3 separate regions of the Homo sapiens genome follow, and all the other regions are linked to region 3. Evidence: read pairs that join two places in POLR2A ChIA-PET (ENCODE). Cell type or tissue: GM12878. All regions are shown on one strand.

The links. ChIA-PET counts read pairs that join two places held together with the same protein. Peaks named below come from ENCODE experiments on the same cell type or tissue, not always from the same donor. Only the 100,000 strongest peaks of a DNase experiment are listed, where the experiment ranks them.
Region 1: POLR2A ChIA-PET joins it to region 3 with 5 read pairs; 2 of 35 experiments call an interaction of 5 or more read pairs at or near these places.
Region 2: POLR2A ChIA-PET joins it to region 3 with 5 read pairs; 10 of 35 experiments call an interaction of 5 or more read pairs at or near these places.

What each region holds. Positions count from the first base shown.
Region 1 is chr9:98,381,298-98,389,297 of GRCh38, forward strand. GABBR2 (gamma-aminobutyric acid type B receptor subunit 2) reads right to left here. Exons shown (of 19, transcript NM_005458.8): 10 at 7,557-7,707; 11 at 4,343-4,475. Among named protein-coding and RNA genes, the nearest start is that of TBC1D2, 130 kb to the left of the region's middle. RefSeq lists a silencer at 7,511-7,689. In GM12878, no CTCF peak of the experiment used is centred here; no DNase peak of the experiment used is centred here.
Region 2 is chr9:97,987,416-97,995,415 of GRCh38, forward strand. ANP32B (acidic nuclear phosphoprotein 32 family member B) reads left to right here. Exons shown (of 7, transcript NM_006401.3): 2 at 7,216-7,365. LOC124902226 (a long non-coding RNA gene) reads right to left here and starts at 388. Exons shown (of 3, transcript XR_007061686.1): 1 at 105-388. LOC124902225 (a long non-coding RNA gene) reads left to right here. Exons shown (of 2, transcript XR_007061685.1): 2 at 1,551-4,279. In GM12878, no CTCF peak of the experiment used is centred here; a DNase peak (open chromatin) is centred at 263; H3K4me3 peaks cover 2,223 bases; H3K27ac peaks cover 542 bases.
Region 3 is chr9:97,700,147-97,708,146 of GRCh38, forward strand. The region is part of intron 10 of PTCSC2 (papillary thyroid carcinoma susceptibility candidate 2); the gene reads right to left. It also overlaps the pseudogene KRT18P13. Among named protein-coding and RNA genes, the nearest start is that of XPA, 6.8 kb to the left of the region's middle. RefSeq lists enhancers at 3,558-4,757, 3,742-3,861. In GM12878, no CTCF peak of the experiment used is centred here; DNase peaks (open chromatin) are centred at 3,755 and 4,075; H3K27ac peaks cover 339 bases.

The DNA of each region.
Region 1 (8,000 bases), 680 kb after region 3:
GAATGCAGGCTGTTGTTGGAAGATCCGTGATCACTACACCATAGGGGCCTGCTTCTCCTTGCAGCTCCCCACTCGGTGGGAGTTTGCTGGGAGCAGCCTTCTAGGTCCGAAGGACAGAATCCATGGCACCAAGTGAAATTAAGGAGCTGCCCACCCTGGAATAGCAGGTGGAATACAACCCAAATTGTACCCATCAGGCACTGGTACTTAGGCCCTAAATTCAAGAGCTTTCACTTCCTCTTCCTGGGCAATATTGAGAATTAGTAAATAAATGGCCCCAGCCCTAACCCATGTACACCTCTGTGCTGACCCGATTCAGTCCGGGGTAGATAATCTATGCCTTTTCCCCACAGTCATGCATGTGGACTCCCCTTTGTAGAGCTTCTAAAACAGCCTTGACTGCAAATAAATTAATTCTCAGGGGCAGCAAGAACTGGGCCCTAATATCTTTTCGGGCCCTCATTTTCAGAGCCGATGCTGATTTGTAAAGCGCTTTATGATTTATTCATATCAGCCTTCCCCGGCTTCCCAGGACAACCTTCCCCTCACACAAATGAGCGTGACTCCCAGAATAGAACATCAGGCTTCATTAAAAAGAAAAGCCCTGGGTGTGGGGGATGTCCCTGTTTTTGCTCCCTAGCCTGCGTCACCCTGTGGTTGTTGAATTCAGGTCAAACTTGAGAAAGCACCTGTGCTTTCATAGCCTTTGGCTTGTGAACAAGGCGAGATGTCAGGAACTTCTTTCTGGGAAGGAGAGAGTTTCTAAAGGCTGGGCAGCCCTTCATGTCTGCTGCAGGAATCTCTGCAGTGAAGATTGAATGCCTCAGGACACCTGAGGCATTCCCAGGTGTCCAACAGCAAGTGATGAGGAGATGGGCAGAGTGGCCCCCGGGAAGGACTGGGGCCATGGCAGAATGAGGGTAGGGTTTTGCTCCACCGGTTCTCAACCTGGGGAACAAGGCAAGCCCCTTGCCTCTCAGGGATGCCACTGAGAAACTGGAGTTGCCAAACTTGCCCCCAGTATCTTTTTTTTTGAGACCGAGTCTCGCTCTGTCGCCCAGGCAGGAGTGCAGTGGCACGATCTCGGCTCACTGCAAGCTCCGCCTCCCAGGTTCACGCCATTCTCCTGCCTCAGCCTCCTGAGTAGCTGGGACTACAGGCGCCCGCCACCTCGCCCAGCTAATTTTTTGTATTTTTAAGTAGAGATGGGGTTTGCCATGTTGGCCAGGTTGGTCTTGAACTCCTGGCTCCAGGTGATCTACCCGCCTCGGCCTCCCAAAGTGCTGGGATTATAAGCATGAGCCACTGCACCCGGCCCCAGTACCATTTCCATTACTGTAATCATCACTGTGTCCTAAAACTTGGGGAGGAAGCCTAAGCACAGATGGAAGAGAGAAATCCTCACTTTCCTCGTTTAACTTCATCAGGGTCCCTCAGGAGCAACCTTTTATTCAGGCCTCACCACTGCCCAGGAAAGCTGACCATAAATAAATTGTATGCCCATGAAATTGTTAGGCATCTCAGGGCACAAAAGTCATGCTGATGTAGGAATATCAGAGACTCAGTGGCCTTCACACTTCCACTAAAACTAGCGAGACTTCCATGCGCTTTGGTTATCATTCTCATGCCAGAAGGCCACCCTTGTTTTTTTCTTTTTTTTGAGATGGAGTTTCACTCCTGTGGCCCAGGCTGGGGTGCCATGGCGTGATCTCGGCTCACTGTAACCCCTGCCTCCCAGGTTCAAGCGATTCTCCTGCCCTCAGCCTCCTGAGTAGCTGGGATTACAGGCATGCGCCTCCATGCCCGGCTAATTTTGTATTTTTAGTAGAGATGGGGTTTCTCCATGTTGGTCAGGCTGGTCTTGAACTCCTGACCTCGGGTGATCTGCCTGCCTCAGCCTCTCAAAGTGCTGGGATTATAGGTGTGAGCCACTGCACCTTGCCCCAGGAGGCCATACTCTTTAGAGAACAACCCCACTGAACCACACCCACAAGGACTTTTGAGAAGCTCAGCTTCTTTGGAAGCTGACTGCAGGCACAGTGAAGCCAGGGACTTGCATCTTTTGTATTCACCTTCTTCACTCCCAGACGGGCAGAATAATGGGAATTAGTCTCATGCCAGAAGGCCATACTCTTTTGATCTTTTGGTGGGAATGAGCCAGTGCCAGGCTTGGAGTGAAAAACTCTTGAGTGGGAAGAGTGAACCAAGTGACCCTGGAGCACTGGGGTTTGACAGTCATGCAGGTCCCTCCAGGAGAGGAGAGGGGCCTGAACACACCAGTGACCTCACTACCCCCTCAGTTACTGGGGACTCGACCACACACTTCTCAAGGCACTGCCCAATTGAGGATAAAGTAAATGTATCTGTAGACCTCTCTCTGGCTAGACAGCTCACAGTGAAGTTACTGGTAACAGGAACAATTTCTCGATGATGTGTAACAGTCAGTCCAGTTTAATCATTCGCAGAAATCCTGGGAGCAAAATCCCCTAGACTGTAAGATCTTGGGGGGCTTCCCTTCTTTCCATGTGCTGTCCCAGAGCAGAGGGACTGGCCTGGACTCAGTCCTCAAAATCTGGGGTGTGAGTGGGGACTTGCAGCACATTTAAAGGGTGCTTCGTTTAAGCATCCCTCACTGCTAGCCTTCAGCCCTCATCATCCAGCAGTGGGCAACACTGAGGCTTGTGAGCAACAAATGCAGTCTAAAAAAGGCTGCTTTGCAAAAAAGGGCCCACAGTGCTCTCAACGTCTTGAAAGAAAACAGCACCAACAAAGGAGTGGCTTTTGGATGAATCCACTCAGCACCGATCTTTTGACCATCCCCTCTAGCTCTGGTCTTCCAGGCAGGGGACTGGATGAATTACTGCATGTGGGACTCTAAAGAGACCCAGCTGGCTAACCCCATTTGGACAGATCATAGTCAATGTCCAGAAATACATCCCAACTGATTACTTTATTCTTAAAAAGTAAGTTCATGATATTTTCAACTGAGAGTTAGTTCCATAAAACTATTAAGTGATTGCTAATACATAACCCCCTTTAAAAAAATAACTAGGGAGGCCGAGGCAGGCAGATCACCTGAGGTCGGGAGTTCGAGACCATCCTGACCAACATGGAGAAACCCCGTCTCTACTAAAAATATAAAATTAGCTGGGCATGGTGGTGCATGCCTGTAGTCCCAGCTACTCAGGAGGCTGAGGCAGGAGAATCACTTGAACCCAGGAGGCGGAGGTTGCAGTGAGCTGAGATCATACCATTGCACTCCAGCCTGGGCAACAAGAGTGAAACTCTGTCTCCAAAAAAACCCAAAAAACAAAAAAAAATAAAAGGCATTTCTTTAGGCATTAAACTTTTTAACATGTTAATTAACTTTAAAAATAATCTTTCTAATGTATAGTAAATTAGTTACACTGCTTTGGACTTCATTAAATATATATATATCTCAATAGGGATGATACAGCCCCCTTGGGGGCAACTGTTGGTTCTTGAATGTGAAGAAACATTACTCTTTTTTACGTATAAACCATAGATATATATATAAAGTACACAAACAGATATACATTACATTTCTGGTATTAAACTTTCATAAGAGGAATCATTAGGAAAAAATGTCTAAAAATGCTCCTTAGGGGAACAATAAGGAAAAAACCGTTGAAGAAAACACCACTTAAATAGAAAATAACAATTATAGCTTTTACCATATAACTCAGTCAGACATACAAAGATCTATCGTCATATTCTTTGATGGTTTTTGAGGTAGATGGGAGGATCTGTTCCTTCTTAAACGATCCTGACCCTGACTCTGACCCTTGGCGCTGATGCTTTTCTGGAAGATAATATTTTTCCCCTCCTTTTCTATGTTACTCTGTCAATTCTCAGTGGGCTCTCTTCTAACAGTGGCCTGGTAAGTCCAGTATCTTTATTTCCGAGACAGGGTCTTTCTCTGTTTCCCAGGCTGGGGCACAGTGACGCGATCACAACTCACTGCAACCTTGATCTTTGGGCTCAAGCAATCCTCCCTCCTCAGCCTCCTGAGAAGATGGGACTACAGGTGTACACCAGCATGCCTGGCTAATTTTTTTTTGTATTTTTTGTAGAGACAGGGTTTCACCATGTTGCCCGGGCTGGAAGTCCATTATCTTAACTTTGTAGGTGGTATTTATACCCAGTGATGGCCTGACAGTAACACCGTTCTTCCCTGTTGAGTTGAAAACTACTAAATGGGTTGTTCCCTGCCTGTTCATGTATTTTCATGTATTTCTGGGTTTGCATCTGTGTTTTCGATGACTGAGGTCACCAAGGAAACTTTCTATCATATACCACTGGCTTATGCAGAATGACTTACGGTGCAAAGTGTTTCAAAGGTCTTTTCAGAGACAAAGGATCCATCAAGGCCAAAGAGAAATATGGAAGCATAGGAGAGCATCCCTCCAAGGATGATAAGGTTGTTCATGTATGGACTCGACATCTTTATGAGCCTGACAAGAGAAAGAGACAATAGATTTAACAGAATGGTTAATTTAGTTATTCCTTCAACAGGTATTTTCTAAACGCCTGCTAGATATATATTGTTGCTCAGGCTAGAGGGGAGAGAGAGAAACAGAAATACGCCATGGGGCCTCAGGGGACACATCAGCAGGAAGTCCCACATTTCTAGTCAGATTTTCCCCAACACCCAGGTGCTCACTCTGGAACCTTCCCCTTACAGAGAAATAATGAAAAGCTCTGGTTTCCTCTACCCTCCTCCCCACCTACTGTTTGTCCTTCACTAAAAGACCTCAGACAACTATATATTTCTAATTGTTGATTTCCCTGCCTCCTTTGTCAAGTTCACCTATTACTTCCCAAGGGACAGCTTGTCACATCAGCTTCTTCATCCATTAATTTTCAGTTTAAACAAAAGCATTAAGTCAACAGGTTTTTTTTTTTTTTTTTGGCTGGAACTAAGAACTCATGTCAAATCTAGAGAATGTGACATGTAACTTCAGCCACGTTCCCCACAGTGAGGAGAAAGTCCCATACCACACTCCCCAGCCTTGAGTAGACCATGTCAAGGAGGCCTAACTGTGAGTCTCAGGGTTGCTTAGGAAAGCTCACACTGTTCCGTGCACAAAGACAGCCACACATGTGGGCAGGAATACCTCTCCCAGTCACCGGGTGACAGAGGGAGACACCAGAGTCCGCAACCCACCCACTACCCCTGTCTTCACTAGGCTGCAGTGGGGAGCAGGGAGCATTCTTTATACTTCCAGACGCTGCATCCTTCTCTGTCATTTCCTCCCGGAACCCTGTGGTGGCCTCCAGCTGCCCAGCAAGCCAGGGTCATCAGTGGGCTTGTAGGTGCCTGGCCCCCCCAGCACAATCAGCTCAGAAGGGCTTCAGGTTTTAGGCGCCCTGTGGTTGAGGGGCTCTTTTGCAGACTGTAATTACAGCCAATTGTTCCCCAACATTTTCCTTTGCATTCTCCAGTTCTGTTAACCCTTCACATTTTAAACATGCAATACGTCAAAGGGAGAGGGAAATAAGAAGCCTGCTGCTCTTCCTCTGTGAACTGCACCCCGGCTTTCAAGTTGGGAGCAGGGGGTCCAGGGCTTAGACTCGGCCACTCCATAAAAGTGACACCTTGACAAATCACTTAGCCTGGCTGAATTTCCTCACCTGTATAACTGATCCTGTTGCCTTGGACACACATGAAGCTGAGATGACGCTGGGTCCTTGGAGGTCCTTTTGTAAACCGTGAACTACTTAGGTGCCTCAATTCTTATTACTACAGCAGTCAGGGGAGGGGAGAGCCTGGGGGTTGGGGCAGGCTTCCCAGAGGAGGTGGGCCTTATAGGATGGATTTAGGAAGACAGAAGTAGGGGGAGGGATTGGGAACCATAGCAATATTTTTTTTCTATCTTTCTGCAGATTTTTAAATAGCCAAGCCAGTTAAAAAACAAGACAAAACAAAACAAAAAACTTCACCTGGATGCCAGCCTCTTGAAAAGAGTAATGGTAACTTTCCCCCAGGAGGCCAAGAGGGGGTAGTTAAGGAATTCAATGAGTTTAGTCTTATGATGGGGCAACTTGCTGTCCTGATGGGACTTCTCGAGGCATCTGGGCTGTCAATCTAACTTTGAGAGCTGATTATGTGCCCAGGCCTGTGCCAAGTGCTAAGAGGTATGTTGAGCATTTAAGGTTTGTATGGAGTGGACAAAAGTTGCCTCACTTTTTTTTGTGGCAGTATATGTGCTATTTGTTGTAAGTAAAATAAAATAACAGGAGAAGAAAACTCTTTTCTGTTTTTCAGGAAATAGGTTTGACCTAAGCAACTGCTATCAAAAAAAGCCAAACAAACAACAAAATAACCCCGGACACAGTGGCTCATGCCTCTAATTCCAGCAACTTGGGAGGCTGAGGCAGGAGGATCGCTTGAGTCCAGGAGTTTGAGAAAAGCCTAGGCAGCATAGTGAGACTGTCTCTTAAAAAAGTAAAATAAAATAAAATAAATTAATTAAAATAATTAATTAATTAATTAAAAAACCAAGCACACACACAAAAGTCTAGAGCCTCCAAATTCCTTCTTTGCAAGCAGGGAGAAATTTAAAAATCTCAAAAACCAAAAAAACTGTTTTCTTCAGAATCAGACTTGTTCCCGACAGCCCACGAGTTCATGCAATGTGGCTTCTGGGCACCATGGCAGAGCCATGGCACCATGTAGGTGGTCACTGTGGCTGTCCCCATGACGGCCCATGCTCTGCACCCCTGCTTATTCCACAAAAAGGCTTGGGGCTGGGTTCAGGGATTTGCTATGGACACCAAAGAAGCAAAATGCACTTGGTAAAAACCACCGCCTGGAGTGGCGGCCTGTTCTACCCATGACTGACCAGAATAACTCAGTCAGCCTCTCTCCTCTGGAGAATTAAGGGCACGTGGTGGGGAAAAGAAATTAAGACAAGAAACCAAGAAGACAGTCTGCCACGAGTGGACAGCAGCACTCTGTCGCTGAACTTCAGGGCTTTTCTCTGTGAAATGAGGAGTTATCCGGAGGGTCATACGGGATGATGGAAGGGAGGGCTTCCTGGCCGTAATGAACTGTACCAATGGGAGTCCATTTCACTGGACTTTGTGACCCCCTTCAGTGGTGATTCCCAGCGATGCTAGGGGATAGGGGCAAAGAAGTTTGGGGTATTCTGTCTTCTATATCTCTCCTCCTGGACCTCCACAAAGTACAGGAGTATATCCAAAGCTCTGAGAAGGCCCGTGGACTTGGACTCTTCGATTTTATTTAACTTCCTCAAACTTATTTGACTAAACTCCTGTGCAACCAGCAGCCTGGCCTCTGTGTGTGTGTGTGTGTGTGTGTGTGTGTGTGTGTGTGTGTGCGTGCACGCACACACACGTACTCACATGCATGTAACACCTACAACATCCTAGCAACGGAGGAACACTTTGGGAAACTCTGCCCTGCAGACTTCTGTGTCCCTGGGGAATCTGTCATGTGGCACTCCTATACTGTGTCCATAGGCTTGTCAATTTAGAAAGTGATATCACAGAGGAGGACCAGGGTGGCTTACTTCTGATTCCGGTTCTTGATGTTGAAGAAGAGAAAAGCACTGGCCATGATCATCCCGAGGATGGTGAGGGCAGAGAGGATGCTGTAGAGAGGTAGGGAGATCTTCCGCAGCTGCTCCAGGATGATGGTCTTGTCTTTTGGTGGTTCGGATCCTAGAGGATCAAGAGAAGACATCAGTGGGACCCAATGCAAGTCATTCCCCGAGAACACCTTTGCCTTAGTGTCCCTGACATCCAGCCAGGCCCTGCGCACAAACTCTACACAAGGCACATCTATCTACCGGGTGAGCCAGATCCGGTGGTTGGCCAGTCTGCTCAACAGGGAGCCTGAGCTAGGACTGTATTTCTTTCTCTAAATAGAATCAATAAAGGATTTGTGATGCATTTAATAGCCATTAGAAGACTAGAATTTGATTTGGTCTAATTACACTATTGAAAAACCATCA
Region 2 (8,000 bases), 290 kb after region 3:
CACCATGGAAATTGGAGGTCTTGTCAGTAAAATGAGAAGACACTGACATGCAGTAGCTAGATATAAACCACATTTAGTTGTATTCTAAAATTGGAAAAGAATACCTGTTCTTTATGTGAGATTCTTATCCTTCCAGTAAACTGAACATGTCGCTCTGTTAGAAGCACCTCATTAACCACGCATCTGGGGACAGTCAGCCTTCCTATCAGCTCTGAGTTTTTCATTCAAAGTTAGAAAGCCAAGCAGTTCCTTACTGTGGCTTGCAGTCTATGCACCTGCGAAATGCTGGTGTGCTATATGCTGGACTGTGACATTTCATATACCAAAATAAAAGTCTTTACGTAGTCCCAATTTACTGAGAAAAAATGTAGATTGTCTTTAACTTCCATCTTTTTTTGATCCGCACCCCCTCCCCAGCTTTTGACCTCTTTTGTTGTGTCTACTGTGATGTAATTTTGAGCTCAATTGGATATTCTAGTTGGTTGCATAGCAACTAATTGGGGTTTTTTTCCTTGTATAAGTAATACATCTTCGTTTAAGAAAAATTAGATATAGATAGGCCAAAAAATTGTAGGTATAGACAAGCAAAAAGAAGATAGACATCATACATGCCTAACGTACCATCTAGACACTTTAGTGTATTATAGTCTACCAGAATGTTTAAATTTTTTCTAAACTTGGTTCATGCAAATAATCCAAATGCTAGCTAGCTTGTTGCTTTTTTTTTTAGAAAAAAAATACAGTCAACATCTTTGTGTGTGTCCTTATTTTATAGACTCATTATTAATGTCTGCATAGATCATAATTTAAACATCCCTCTCAGGTTGTTCACAGGGATTTTGGCTGTTTTAAATACTGCTGAAATGAGCATCTTATAATGTGATTTTTTTTTCCATCTGCCAGATTGCTTTTCAGAATGGTTCCCGTCTTTAAATACCCACCAGTAGAATATTGGTGTTTCCTTCCTTAATGCCAGCAGTCGTGCTACCTAAACACATTGGAGAACCACTAATAGAGATCCGTTCCAGGCTGGGCACAGTGGCTCGTGCCTATAATCCTAGCACTTTGGGTGGCAGAGGAGGGTGGGTCACCTGAGGTCAGGGATTCAAGACCAGACCGGGCAACATGGCGAAACCCCGTCTCTACTAAAAATACAAAAATTAGCCAGGTGTGGTGGCAGGCACCTGTCATCCCAGTTATTCTGGAGGCTGAGGCAGGAGAATTGCTTGAACCCCGGGGACAGAGTTTGCAGTGAGCCAAGATAACACCACTTCACTCCAGCATAGGCAAAAGAGCGAGACTCCATCTCAAAAATAAAAATAAAATAATAAAAAGTTCTATTAATTTAGAAACATTATTTTAAAATAATGGGTAGAAGATTTGAATACTGGTTAACTCAGAAGAATGGAAATTGCAAGGATGGCAGGAATTACTTTCTATATTTTGGGATTATTTCACTTACCATAATAACCAGTATTGTTCTAATTAAAAGAATTGACAACTCAGAAAGATCTTTAATTCCTCCATACCCTTTCCTCCTTTTATGGCAGAGACAGCTGGTATAATTGGAGAGCATCGCCCCACCAGTTAGGTAAAGTTGATCTTTTTTCATAATAGCTAGGGGAGTGGCAAATGAGCAAATTGAAGAGAATGAAAGGAAAAAAAATGTTTCCATCTCCTGTGGCCCCCAGCTCCAATCCCCAGGGATATTCCCATGACCTAGACTCATCATAACTTAAAGAAGGACCTCATAGGCATTTTGCCATTTAGAACTTAAAATGTGTTTTGTTTTTCATAGAGGTAGTGTTATAAATCATTGTTATATCCTCCAGTCAGATCTGAAAAGGTATTTGGCTGCAATATAGTTCAAATTTTTCAATGAAAAAGTAGTAGGAAACTACTGTTTGCTGGTAACTGTAGAAAACAAATATGAGTTAAGTAGGAGGTAGTATGGATTTTTCATTTTTAAGTGTTTACCTTAAATTTGTGTTTGAGAAAAGGCAAGTTTAATTGGAGCATGAGGGAAGAAGAGGAGTGAATTTGGCCCCAAAAGTTAAACTGTCCATCTTCAAGCAGAAGGCCAGTTAACTCTTGGATCAAATAGATCCCTCAGATTTAAGCACAAATGAACAAGTGCCTGCCTAACTTTCTTCATTAGATAGCAGCTCTGGGAGGATTTGAGATATAAGAAGAAACTAGGGCCTTTTCTCCTTTGATTAGGACCTCTGGTTTATTCTGAATCTAGATTGGGAAGCTGTGGGATCATCTTGACCCCAGCTCCACTCACTGTCTCAACTACACTCTTCCAAAGCTGTTATCTCCTTTGCAAGGCAGTCTAGATCTCTATACCCAGGAAGGAATGAAAAGAGATGAGGCTTAGTTACCTCTGTGGAGATCCACTGAGAACCCCAGAGTTGATATAAAGATTGTTTTAAACTGAAGAGATTTGAGATTCAACAGATGCAGAGAGAAGCCTACTTGGAGTTTATCTGGCTAAAAGCAAATACATGTCACAAACGAGGGCTGACATAAATTCTCCCTTTGGAGTGAGTCTGTTCCCAGGAGAGAGGCCAAGAGTAAACCTCTGGTAGGGGTTGGAGGGGTAGTCTTTTGGCCCTAAGAAAAGAAAGACCACTCATACCTATGTAGACAGACATTGTAAACTTGATCTCTCATTTGTTCTGAAAATACCATTTGTGTTCCCTAAAGAAATCTGTTCTTCCCAAAAGGTTTTTCTCCTGCTGTCCTTTCCTCTTCTAAGTTAGGTATATAAGCCCTAAATTCTAACTACTCAGTTATCACTGAGTGTGAGTGCACCTGTGTATGTGTGTTGCACATGTAAATACACTTTTTCTGCACCTCAAATGCCACTTTTCTGCCATTGAAACAATATCCGAGCTCAGAATACCTTTCATCAAGGTCCTGTTAAGAACTTTCAACAACCTTGAAGTTGGCTGATGGAACATTTAGACCTGCTATCCTTGGGTACAGCCCTAAGTGGGGCCCTCCAGTGGTCTCTGCTTTATGCAGTAATTCCCATTCTCCTCTGTGCTTATTCCCCAGTGACTCATCTTCTCAGTATGCTTCTGGCGTTCTGTTCTTGGGGTGGCATGTTTCTTTACATTCTCAGCCTTTCTGGAAAAGTCAAGGGACTTGCCTTTTCTGCCTAGCCCAACAACTCTCTGCCCTATTTATCCCAGTATATCTTATTGCCTCTTACTGGTAGAGGCAATTAAAGGTCTCAGGTATTCATTTCCTGAACTTCTCATTCTCACTTAACAAACTCACCTACATCTGTGTCCATCCTAGCCATCTCTCTTGAAGGAGCTGTCCCTCCTCCAACAAGAGTAGAATGATACCTCATTTTTAATATGCACTTTTACTGCTTACAGTTGAACCTTTTTTTTTTTTTTTTTTTTTTTGAGACATAATCTTGCTCTGGTGCCCAGGCTGGAGTGCGGTGGCGCAATCTTGGCTCACTGCAACCCTCCGCCTCGCGGGTTCAAGCATTCTCCTGCCTCATCCTCCCGAGTAGCTGGGACTACAGGTGCACACCACCATGCCCGGCACATTTTTTTGTATTTTTAGTAGAGATGGGGTTTCGCCAGGTTGGCCAGGCTGGTCTCAAACTCCTGACCTCAGGTGATCTGCCCGCCTCAGCCTCCCAAAGTGGTTGGGATTATAGACGTGAGCCACCGTGCCCAGCCAAACTTTTTTTTTTTTTAACTGGGTCTCTGTGGCCCAAGCTGGAGCATAGTGGCATGATAATGGCTCACTGCAACCTGGACCTCCTGGGCTCAAGTGATCCTCCTGCATCAGCCTCTCAAGTAGCTCGGACCACAGGCATGCACCACCATGCCCAGATAATTATTTATTTTTTGTAGAGACAGGGTCTCCCTATGTTGCCCAGGTGACTCTTGGACTCCTGGGCTCAGGTGGTCCTCCCACTTCTGCCTCCCAAAATACTGGGATTGTAGGCACTAGCCACTGCACCTGGCCTTGAACAGTTTTTTTTAGTGTTGGCTATTTGTGTCTTTTAGAGCTTGTCTGTCCTTCGTTAGTGTTTCTGCTGGGGTATTTATTTTTTCCTCACTTAGGGTAAAAAAAATAGAAGATATCCTCAAGAACAAGATAAATGCAAATAGCCAGAATTTCCGTAATCGAGAGGTTACAAAAAGTAACAGTCAAATAAATCAGAAAATAATTTTGTGGCAGTTAAAATGAACTACTCATTTAAAAGAGAAGTTGACATTTTAAATAAAGAACTCTTAACTAATAACACACTCAGATGTTTGTATTCTTTCACTTAGCAATGGATTCTGAAAACACAGTCCTAAATACAGAAGACATTTTAAGTAAAGATATGGCATTATTTATAGTAGGGAAAATTGAGCACAAATGTTCAACACGAAGGATTGTAAAGTGATTTATAATATATCCACACACTGTGCTTTCTTAAAAAATACTCTGTGATCAGAAAGTTGGTCCCTTTTATGTCCAGGTTTTCATCTTAGTCCCCCACAATTGTGACACAAACCTCTGTACAATATTGCTGACAAACCTGTGACCGTTTTTTTCCTCATTCCGCAGTTATGTAGGCTCTTACACAGTGATATAGTGGTAACCAGAATATACATGATCCTGTCATCATGAAGCTTAGTCTAGCGGTGACTTTTTTTTTCTTTTTCTTTTTGAGATGGAGTCTCCTTTTTCACCGAGGCTGGGGTGCAGTGGCACATTCTCAGCTCACTGCAACTTCTGCCTCCCAGGTTCAAGCAATTCTCCTGCCTCAGCCTCCCAAGTTGCTGGGATTACAGGCACACGCCACCATGCCTGGCTTATTTTTGTATTTTTAGTAGAGATGGGGTTTCACTGTGTTGGCCAGGCTGTCTTGAACTCCTGACCTTAGATGATCCGCCCGCCTTGACCTCCCAGGAGTGTTGGGATTACAGGCATGAGCCACCACGCCCAGCCAGCAAAAACATTTTTTAACCTGCATTTGAGTCCTGTGATACTTTCTGATGACGCCTTGCAGTGGTTCAAGTGGAATTTTGCAAGTTGAAAGAAATGTCTTTAAGAGGTGATTTCACTCTGTGAGCTGAGAGGCAGTGTGGCTAACTCTTAATTCTTCTTCACTTCACTTTTGGCATATTGGTGTATTTTGTATAACGTTTTTGGATTATTTTGGATAAAATTATAGAAACTCTCCCAAGCTAAATGGGAACATTTTAATTGTATTGCAGTATACTGTTTACATTGGTGGGTGATGACAGTCGACCTTTTTAAAATTTTAATGGTTCGTTGGTTTTATGTTTAGTTGCTTTTTAATACAGAATAAATACATGGTTGTAAAAAACTTAGTACAGATATAAGTAAAGTAAACAGCAAAGGTCACTGACATTTCCCATTCCCTTTACCCAGAGGTTACTTTCTGGGCATTTATAATGTTCCAAGCCCTAGTCTCTACAACTTCATGAGGTAGGTACTATTATCTCCACTTTATGGGAAACTGAGGCACAGAGAAGTTAAGTGACTCGCACAAGGTCGCACAAGTTCTGAGTGGCAGAGGTGAACCAGGATTCAACCCCCGGCATATGTCTCCAGAGCCCAGCTTTTGTCAGAGTTGACCTATTAAGTTTTCAGATGTGCCCATTTCTTATCAGAAAAGGGAAGAATGGCAGAGATACCTAAAGAAAAGTGGAAGGAAGGAAGAAGTAAGTGGATGTAAAGAGTAAAAAGGATGCCTGGCTTCTGAAGAGGAAGTAGACAGGGTAGTGAGAAGCGGTTAGGCACTTACTATGTTGTGGGCATTGCTGACTTGAAATCTGTTTCCTTCTCTGTAAATGGGGGAAGGAGAGTGGTGGTAAAAAGAATAAATGATTAAGTACTCTATAATTGATAGCAATTACTAGAGTAGCATCATTGGATTTTGTATGAGAGGATGAGGACACTGTTAATAGCTCCTCTTCTCTTTTCAGACTGTCAGCATCTCCCTACTGTATACATGCTTGATTAATGCTATTAAATATGGTAGGTTCACTAAAAGAATGCCTTTGTTGGTGCAGTTAAAATGGTAATTTGCATCACTGTGAGTAGATCAAAGTGAGCTAAAAAGTTGCAAGTTTCAGGATGATCATAGAGCAAGAATGGCAATATGGATTATTGTGGTGGATCTGCATGTAGACTATTAAATAATCAATATTCAAAAGTTCAAATCATCAGATGTGATACTGTTTTTGAGATGGAGTCTCACTCTGTTGCCCAGGCTGGAGTGCAATGGCGAAATCTCGGCTAACTGCCACCTCCACCTCCCAGGTTCAAGCGACTCTCCAGCCTTAGCCTCCCAAGTAGCTGGGATTACAGGCACTCGCCATCTTGCCTGGCTAATTTTTGTATTTTTGTAGAGGGGGTTTCACCTTGTTGGCCAGACTGGTCTTGAACCCCAGACCTCAGGTGATCTGCCCACTTCAGCCTCCCAAAGTGCTGGGATTACAGGCGTCAGCCACTGCGCCCGGCCAGATGTGATACTCTTGGATGGACTTAAATTCTGAAAAAGAGACTGTGTAGCCTGAAAATGCAATTTAATTTATTATGTAGCAGTTCTCTGCTAGAAACATCTTTCTCAAGTGCAATCCAGATTGATCTTTGTTTTGAATTAAGGACTCTTGCATCCTGATTTTTTTTCCCAGTGTCAAGATAATCTTGGCAAAGATTACTAAAACCAGAGTTGGAAAGTGCGTTGGTGCAGAAACCTCTAGCCAGAATCTCTTAGTGGTCTTGATAGGAAACATAAAGCTTTCCTCTTTTCCAGGGGTCATCTTCTGGGCCTTAAGGTAGACCCAGCCTAAAGAGTGTCTTCATTCTGCATTTGCATTTAGATAAAAGCTGCCCTTTGGGGAACAGGCTGGAGAAAAGAAATAAGGGGAATACGCTTACTTCACTTATATCTTAAAAAGTATAGTTTCTGTTTCTGGAAAAACAAAGAGCGTAAGTGTTTATACCCATGGAATAATATTCCATCTTTGAACCTGTCAGTATATTGTTACTGAAGGCTTAATCAGTTTTTATCTTTTTATAACTATGATCTAGGTCTAAGTAAGAGGCTGCCTGTATATATGGGTGTTTTTGCAGGATATTTATGGTAGAAGTTTCTGCATTGTTGTTTGTTTTCAATGTGTTTTTGAGAGCTTATCCTTTTTTCTTTGTCATCCACAGGTTCGAGAACTTGTCTTGGACAATTGCAAATCAAATGATGGAAAAATTGAGGGCTTAACAGCTGAATTTGTGAACTTAGAGTTCCTCAGTTTAATAAATGTAGGCTTGATCTCAGTTTCAAATCTCCCCAAGCTGCCTAAATTGAAAAAGGTAAGTGCTTTTTCTTTAACAGTAAAAGAGAACGATCCTGGGAAGGGAAAATGTATGATTTTACCTGTAAGGAAGCACTTAGTGTAGCAGAAAGCACATGGCCTTTGGAACTGGGCAGATATGGGATTGAATTCTAGCCCTAGCATTTCCTTGATGGGCAAACTTCTGCAGGTTACTTAATCTCTCTAAGGCCCAATTTCCTCACCTGTAAACTGGTGGTATTACTTGACCTTGCAGAATTGCTGTGAAGTTTGGAAATAATGCATGTTGGGTGCTCAATAAGTAGTAGTTAGGAAGAATAATTACTGTGTTGAGTAATTTATTTGTTAATTGTTATAAAAACAATTCTCTATCCTTTCGGAAAAAGGGACCAAATGCAACATAAAAATGTTTTCTCTTGTCACTGCACATTTAACTGTCACAGAGTCCCAGAATGTCAGAACTGGAAGAAACTTTGCTCCTCTAACCCAACCCCTTATTTTATAGGCACAGCAATAGTCCCAGGAAAGTGTAGTAATTTGCCTAAAGCCACCCACAGAAGTGGTTAGTACTAGAGCCAAAACTAGAACCCGTATCTCCTAACCCCATACCCTTCCCATTATATAGGAAAAGATATGTGGTTATATAAGTCTTGC
Region 3 (8,000 bases):
ATGGAGGTAGATGCCCCCAGTCTCGGGACCTTGCCAAGATCATGGCAGACATCCGGCCCCAATATGATGAGCTGGCTCGGAAGAACTGAGAGGAGCTGGACAAATACTGGTCTCAGCAGATTGAGGAGAGCACCTCAGTGGTCACCACGCAGTCCACCGAGGTTGGAGCTGCTGGGATGATGCTCACGGAGCTGAGATGTATAGTCCAGTCCTTGAAGATCAACCTGGACTCCATGAGAAATCTGAAGGCCAGCTTGGAGAACAGCCTGAGGGAGGTCGAGGCCCGCTATGCCTTGCAGAGGGAGCAGCTCAACGGGATCCTGCTGCACCTGGAGTCAGAGCTGGCACAGACCCGGGCAGAGGGACAGTGCCAGGCTCAAGAGTACAAGGCCCTGCTGAACATCAAGGTCAAGCTGGAGGCTGAGAGCACTGCCTACTGCTGCCTGCTGGAGGATGGCAAGGACTTCAATCTTGGTGATGCCCTGGACAGCAGCAACTCCATGCAAACCATCCAAAAGACCACCACCCGCCGGATAGTGGATGGCAAAGTGGTGTCTGACCAACGACACCAAAGTTCTGAGACATTAAGCCAGCAGAAGCAGGGTACACTTTGGGGAGCAGGAGGCCAATAAAAAGTTCAGAGGTCAAAAAAAAATTGAAAACTTTTCTACGTCAAAGAACACTATGAAGAAAATTGGGGTAAAAACCCCACAGAATGGGAGAAAATATTTGCAAATCAGATATCCAATAAGGGTCTAGTATCCAGAATTTATAACAAACACTTTCAGCTCAACAACAGAAAGACAACCCAATTTAAAAATGAGCAAGGGACTTAAATTGACATTTTTCCGAAGAGGATGTACTGATGGCCAACAAACACATGAAAATATATTCATCATTAGTCATTAGGGAAATGCAAATTAAGGCACAGTGAGATACCACTTCACACCTCCAGGCAAGCCTTCCTCCTGTAATTTCAACCCTGCCAACAAACCCCCTCTCTCAGTCCCCCTCCCACCACCATCCCCTCCTCCTTCTCCTTCGGCTCCGCTCCCCCACCCCCTTATCCTGGTCCTCCATCCCAACCTTCCTTCTCCACTGCACACCCGGTCTTGCACCCAACCCCCTTCTGCCAAAGGTCACTCCCACTACCAAAGGTCTTACAAAGTCCTTCCCTTGAGAAAGGTGTTAGGGCCGAAGGCATAGTCCAAGTTCATGTTCCCTTCTCCCTAGCCAACCTCTCCCAGCTTAAAAAGAGACTTAGCTCCTTTTCCACCGACCCCAGCTCCTCCCACAAGGAATTTCTGTATGTCACTGAATCTTATGACCTTACCTGGCATGACGTTTATGTCATCCTCTACTCCTCCCTCATCCCGGATGACAGGGAATGTATCCAGACAACCACCCAGGCCCATGCAGACACCCTCCACCAACAAGATGCTGCCCATAACCTTATAGGGACCCTAGCTGTCCCCAGAACTGACCCCAATTGGGATTATGAAGCAGTTTCCTCAGACAGACAGAAACGAAGCTATATGATATCATGCCTCCTAGCTGGCATGGATAAAGCTGCCCTTAAGGCTGTAAACTCTGAAAAGATAAAAGAAATCACTCAAGGCCCCAATGAAAACCCTGCTCTTTTCTTCTCCCGCATTTCAGAGGCCATAACTAATTATACCACCTTAAGCCCTGATACCAATGGGGGCAGAATCTACCTACCCATTTACACTTCATTTCCCAGTCAGCCCCCAACGTCTGAAAGAAACTTAAAAAACTAGAAGATGGCCCTCAAACCTCCCAAAGAGACTTAATCAAAGTGGCCTTTATGGTCTTTAATGATGATGGCTAGAATTTAAAAAAAGAACAAAAGAAAGAAAAGAAAAGAAGTATTGGCAAAGATGTAAAAAAAATTGGAACCCTCATACATTATTGGTGGGAATGTAAACTAGTGCAGCTGCCACGAAAAACAGTTTGTCCCTCAAAACACGAAACATAGGATTACCATATGAGTCAGTAATTCCACTCATGAGTATGTTCCCACAAGACTAAAAACAGGTGTGTGAAGAAAAACTTGCACACAAACGTTCACGTAGCACTATTCACAATAACCAAAAGCTGGAAACTACCCAACTGCCCATCAACTGATGAATGGATAAACAAAATATAGTATATCCATACAAAGAAATATTATTCAGCCATAAAAAAGAATGAAGTACTGACACATGCCACAACATGGATAAACCTCGAAAATACGATGCTAAGTGAAAGAAGCCAGACATGAAATGCCACAGAGTGTATGATTCCATTTACATGAAACATTCAGAATAAGCAAACCTACAGTGACAGAAAGCAGATTAGTAGTTGTCATGGGCTGAAAGGAAGAGGAACCGGGGAATGAGTGCTTAATAGATAAGGGGTTTCCTTCTGAGACAATAAAAATGTTATGGAACTAGATGGTGGTGATGGTTGCACGACATTGTGAATGTACCACATGTCACTAATGGTCCATTTTATTTTATATATATTGTACCACAATTTAAAAAAAACTCAGTATCTCTCTGGGCTCAGGTAGGTAATAGAAGTTAATGAACCTAGCCCGTTGTGAAACTGAGGCGAACTGGAGTGTGGAGATCTCCCTTAAAGAGGACACCTACTATACAACTCCAGCTGATAGTTTTAAAGAAAGAATTTGGGACCCTTGTTGCCAGATTTTTCAATCTTTCAAGAAAAGCAAAAATCAAATTTGAATGCATGTAGAGGTCTCTTGGTAACTTGTTAAAATGCATATTTTAACTCAGTAGGTCTATGGTAGGACCCAAGAATATGCATTTCTTTTTTTTTTTAGACTTTATCTTTGGAGTAATATTAAGTTCACAGTAAAACTGAGAGTAAGGTACAAAGATTTTCCACATACTCCCTGCTCCCACACATACATATCTTCCCCCATTATTAACGTCCTCAACCAGGGCGGTGCATCTGTTACAACTGATGAAGCTACATTGACACATCATCATCACCCAAAGTCCATAGTTTACATTAGGGCTGTTCTTGGAGTTGTACATTCTGAGTTTGAACAAATGTATAATGGCATGTGTCTACCATTACAGTAAAGAATGTGAGTGTCTAATAAGAAATGCCATTATCTCTGGTGGTGCTACGGCACCACAGATCACACTTGGAATGGTAAGGGTCTAGATTACAGGTTCCCAAACTTGGCTGTACCGGGAAGCACCCAGAGTGTTTAATAAATACCAATGCTTAGGCCCCACCCCCAGGGATTCTGATGTCATGGGGTCAGAGTGAGATCTGAGCATCAGGATTTTGTAAAGCCCCACACCCCCCCCCCACATCATTCTAATGGGCAGCCAAATTTGAGAGCCCGCATACTAGATGGCCCTTATGGACTCCATAGCCCTAATGATCTCTCATGTGGTGAAATATTTCTAGAGGACAAGGTCACAGTTTTCCCCCAAGGTAACCTTTTGAAAATAATTAATCCGGAGAACCTCCTCCCCAACAAAGCATTCCAAGCCTCAATGCTGGAGAATGTGACCTACAGCTCGGATGTTGTATAGGCTCTAGATTCTGTAACTCTTGGCAGCTTTTGTAACTGTGTTCTTCTTTGGCCGGTAACTCCTTCTTTGGTGTACTGACTTTCGTTAGCAAGTTTCGTATAGTTGGGTAAAAATGACTCCTTTGGAGAAAAGAAGAATGCATATAGCCCACAGGGTGACAGAGGCTTGAGGGCTTGCCCAGAGCAAAGCAGCATGAGTCATTTTGGTCAGGGCACAAAAGGGAAACAGGCAAGGAAAATAGAGCAGTAGATGTGTTCTTGAGTCTCCTGATTCAGTCTCGGGGAAACCTGTGACTGCATTTATCTCCCTGCTTTCTACCTCCCTCACCTCCCAAACCAGCTGTGGTCCTGGCTCAAAGAGGAATACTTAACAAAACATAGAAAGAATTGAAAGCCGTCACCGAAGCCTCAAAAAGAGCAGGAAGGTAAGAATGGAGGCCAGAAAGGAGAGTGAGAAACTTGGCAGTGTTTCCTGACAGGGCCTGCTCTCTAAGTGCGTTACCGGGGTGACTCATGCCTGAGATGACAGGGTATGAACACATTTGTCTTTATTATCTAGTAAATAGTACCTGTGTGTGGCTTTCTTTTTTGTTTTTATTTCTCCCCTGGTTCCCTGGGGCTTTACTTCTTAATGTGGTCACTTTGAACATCATTGGCATCAATTCACAACAGGGAAACATCTGTGAGAAGAAACACACCAAGCGGGGAATCTTTCTGGAACAAGGATGCAGCAACACAGAAATTAGCCTGATCCTGTTGCCTTAAGCTGCATTCATGTAGTAATCCAGGAAATGCAGTCTCTTTTTTCTGTGATTGGCCAGACAAATCCTCCTTCTGAAGAAACTTAGATTTCAGCCTCCCCGAACCAAAAGAAAAAAAAGAATTGGGCAAAAACATCATAGTGGAGCATCTATCAACAAAATATGTGCACGGAGAGGTTTCAAAATCATCTTGAAGACTCACAAGAATTGTCTTTCCAAAAGCAGTAAGGAGTAGAAGTGTACAACTGATTCAACTAAGGACAGGGCCATCAGCTCTGGATGCCAAAATCTTCACCACTCACAGACCAGCAAGGGCAGGTCTTCCCACTCGGCATCCCTAGATCCTGAATATGGCCCAGAGGTCTTTAGCTTCCCGTTGCAGCTTTTTGGAAGCCGGACTCTCTCCTCTGGCTGTCCCTGATCCTCCTCTGTGCTGGTGCTGTGGCACTTAGCCCACCAGAAGTGATACCCACCTGCCGTCCTCACTAGCTTTTCAGGTCCTTAAGAGCTAAGGCTGTCTGATTCATCCCAGTATCTCCAGGGCTTAGCATGGTATCCAGCACAGAGTAGCTGCTCAGCAAATGCTTGTGGAGTTAAATAAATTGAATGAATAATACTGAGTAAGACTACTTGCATATCTCTTTAGCACTGACAACTCATAGTCCAAAGCTGCACCCTACAACCGCCTTGTCTCTGCTTGTGTGACTTTGGTGATGGGGAACACTCCACTTGAGAACAAACAACCCATTCTATTGTTGTCTAGCATTGGCCATTATTTATTGTAATAATAACAATAACAATAGCAAACACTTATATGGTACTTACTATAATACTAGGCAGTTTTTAAGCATATTCACCAGTCTCAGTTTAGAGATGAGACGACTAAAGCACAGAGATGCTAAGCAACTTGTTCAAGATCATACAGCTAATAAGTGACAGAGCTGGGTTCAGGCAGGCACAGCCCAGCCCCAGCATTAATAGTCTCAACCACCAAATTATAAGTCTCTAAACTGGAACAAGTCTCCCTCTTACCCTCTTACTTCCTCCACCAGAGATTGTCCTGCATGGGTTAGCACAGAGCTGGAATCAGACCAGGTTCTTGCCAGTACCCTACGTGGCTAACCAGGTGGCTTGAAACAGAGAGGGCATCTCTGCCTCAAGCTTAGTCTTGGAGTTATTGTTGCCCATCATGGGTAGAGCCAAGGGAGGATGAATATGGTCCAGGGTTCACCCATTATGTAGATGAACTCTGGTCATAATGGGGTTATGGTCTTGTGGTTTCCTCCTCTCTTACCCCAAATGGGAGTTTTCCTTTCAATTATCTTTATAACAAGTGTGGTTGCAGCTTCAAACCACAAACCACTAATATTTTTATTGGCAAGTGCATCCTCTAATACGTATAGTTCTGTTGAATGGGTGAAATATTTATCACCAGATGCATTTGTTTTTGTAGTGTTTATAATGCTTGGAAAGGGGCTGAGTGTCTCTGGCCTTAATCCCTTCTTTGGCTCTACTGCCACTGTCCTGGTTTAGCTCCCCCCAAATTTTACCTGTATAGCCTCTGAACTGGTCTCCCAGACTCCAGGCTGACCCCTCTAATCCATCTTCCACATTGGCTTACAGCTCCATCTTTCTAAAGTACAGCTTTTGCCATGCCATTCCTTTGCTCAAAAATCATTTATTGACTCCCAGTTGCAGCTAATTGTAAGTTCCCATCACCTGGTTCCTGTAGCCCTTCAGGAACTTTCCTTCCATAAACCTTTATCATGAACCTTATACATTAGCCACACTGGACAAGTTTGCATTTTCTAGGCCTGTCCTGTGCCCTTCTGTTTCCATGCTTTGCTCATGCTGTTTTCTTTCCCTGTAAATCTTTTGTTTATACATTCACTCATTCTTTCATTCGTATATTCATGCATTCCACAAAGTTTACTATGCACCTTCTTCAAGCCAGGTCCTATGCTGGGAACCAGTAATGAATTAGTCATGGTCCTCCTCTCAAGGAGCTTAAAGTCTAATCTAGACTCCTTCTGGTCATGTCCATGACCACCTGTCACAATCTTATCGGAAAGGATACAATTTCCCTCTCCTCAAAGCCTTTTTCCAATGTTTCAGCTGGAAGTAATCTTTTCCCCCCTCTGAGGCTTATCCCTGGCCCCTCATCCCCATCTTCTAAGGACCCCCATTTTCCAACCTTGCATCTTGTATTATAATGATGCTGATGCTTATTTCCCCTGGATGATACAAGATGTGCCTGGCTTCTTGAGGCAGAATTCCTTTGCATCCAGGGACCAGCAGAGGAGCTGGCCCACAGTGGACTCATATCCAGCCAATGCTGCTGATTGACACTTCATCCACCACTGGTGAGAACACAATTAGAGAGATTACACAGAGCACTCATAAAAGGTAGTGTCTCCCAGCTTTGTTGAGATATAATTCACATACCATACAAATTACCCATTTAAAGTGTACAATTCAATTATTTTCAGTATATTCACAGAGTTGTGCAACCATCGCCTCAATCAATTTTAGAACATGTTCATCACCCCAGAAACAAACCTCATACCCATTAGCAGTCAAACCCCCATTTCCCCTCAAGCCTCCTCAGCCCTGGGCAACCATTAATCTGTTTTCTTTCTCTATAGACAGAAATTGGACTATTCTGGACTTTTCACATAAATAGAATCATGCAATACATGGCCTTTTGTGTCTGGCTTCTTTCACTTAGCGTAATGTTTTCAGGGTTCTTATGTATTGCATGATATTTTGGTTTTTTATTGACAAGCCACATTCCATTATATGGATGTACCATATTTTATTTATCCATTCCTCCACTGATGGACACTGGGTTGTTTTTACTTTTTGGTTATTATGAGTAATGCTGCTGTGAACATCCGTGTAAAAGTTTTTATGTGGATGCATATGATCATTTTAATCAGATATAGAATTTGGAGTGGAATTGCTGGGGAATATTTAACTCCATAACATTCTGAGGAACTGCCAGACTGTTTTCTAAAGTATCTGCACTATTTTACATTCCCACCAGCAGTATATGAGGGTTCCAATTTCTCCAGATTTTTGCCAACACCTATCTTTTTGTTTATAGCCATTCTGTTGGGTGAGAAGTGGTATCTCATGGTGGTTTCAATTTGCATTTCCCTAATGATGAATGATGTTGAGCATCTTTTGAGGTGTATATTGACCATCGGTATATCTTATTTAGAGAATTATGTGTTCAAATCCTTTGTCCATTTTAAAATTGATTCATTTGCCTTTTATTATTGAATTGTAAGTGTTCTTTATATATTCTATATATCACAGGCTTTTTAATTTTTTTCTTTATGCTTTCTCTATTTTCTAAATTTTCTACAATGACTATGAGGTACCTTGATGAGCAGAATGCATAACCAGTATGTACCAACATATATAAAAATGTAGAAACTGTCCTCATCAAATTTATGAATGACATAGAACTGGAAAAGATGACTAATGTGTCTTTTGACAAAATCAAGATCCATTCTTGGAGGAATGGAGCAATGAGTGAAATATAAATTCCTCACTTCAGTTAAAAAATTCTGTAAGGGTGTGATATGGTTTGGCTGTGTCCCCATCCAAATCTCATCTTGAACTGTAGTTCCCATAATCCCCAGGCATCATGGGAGGAA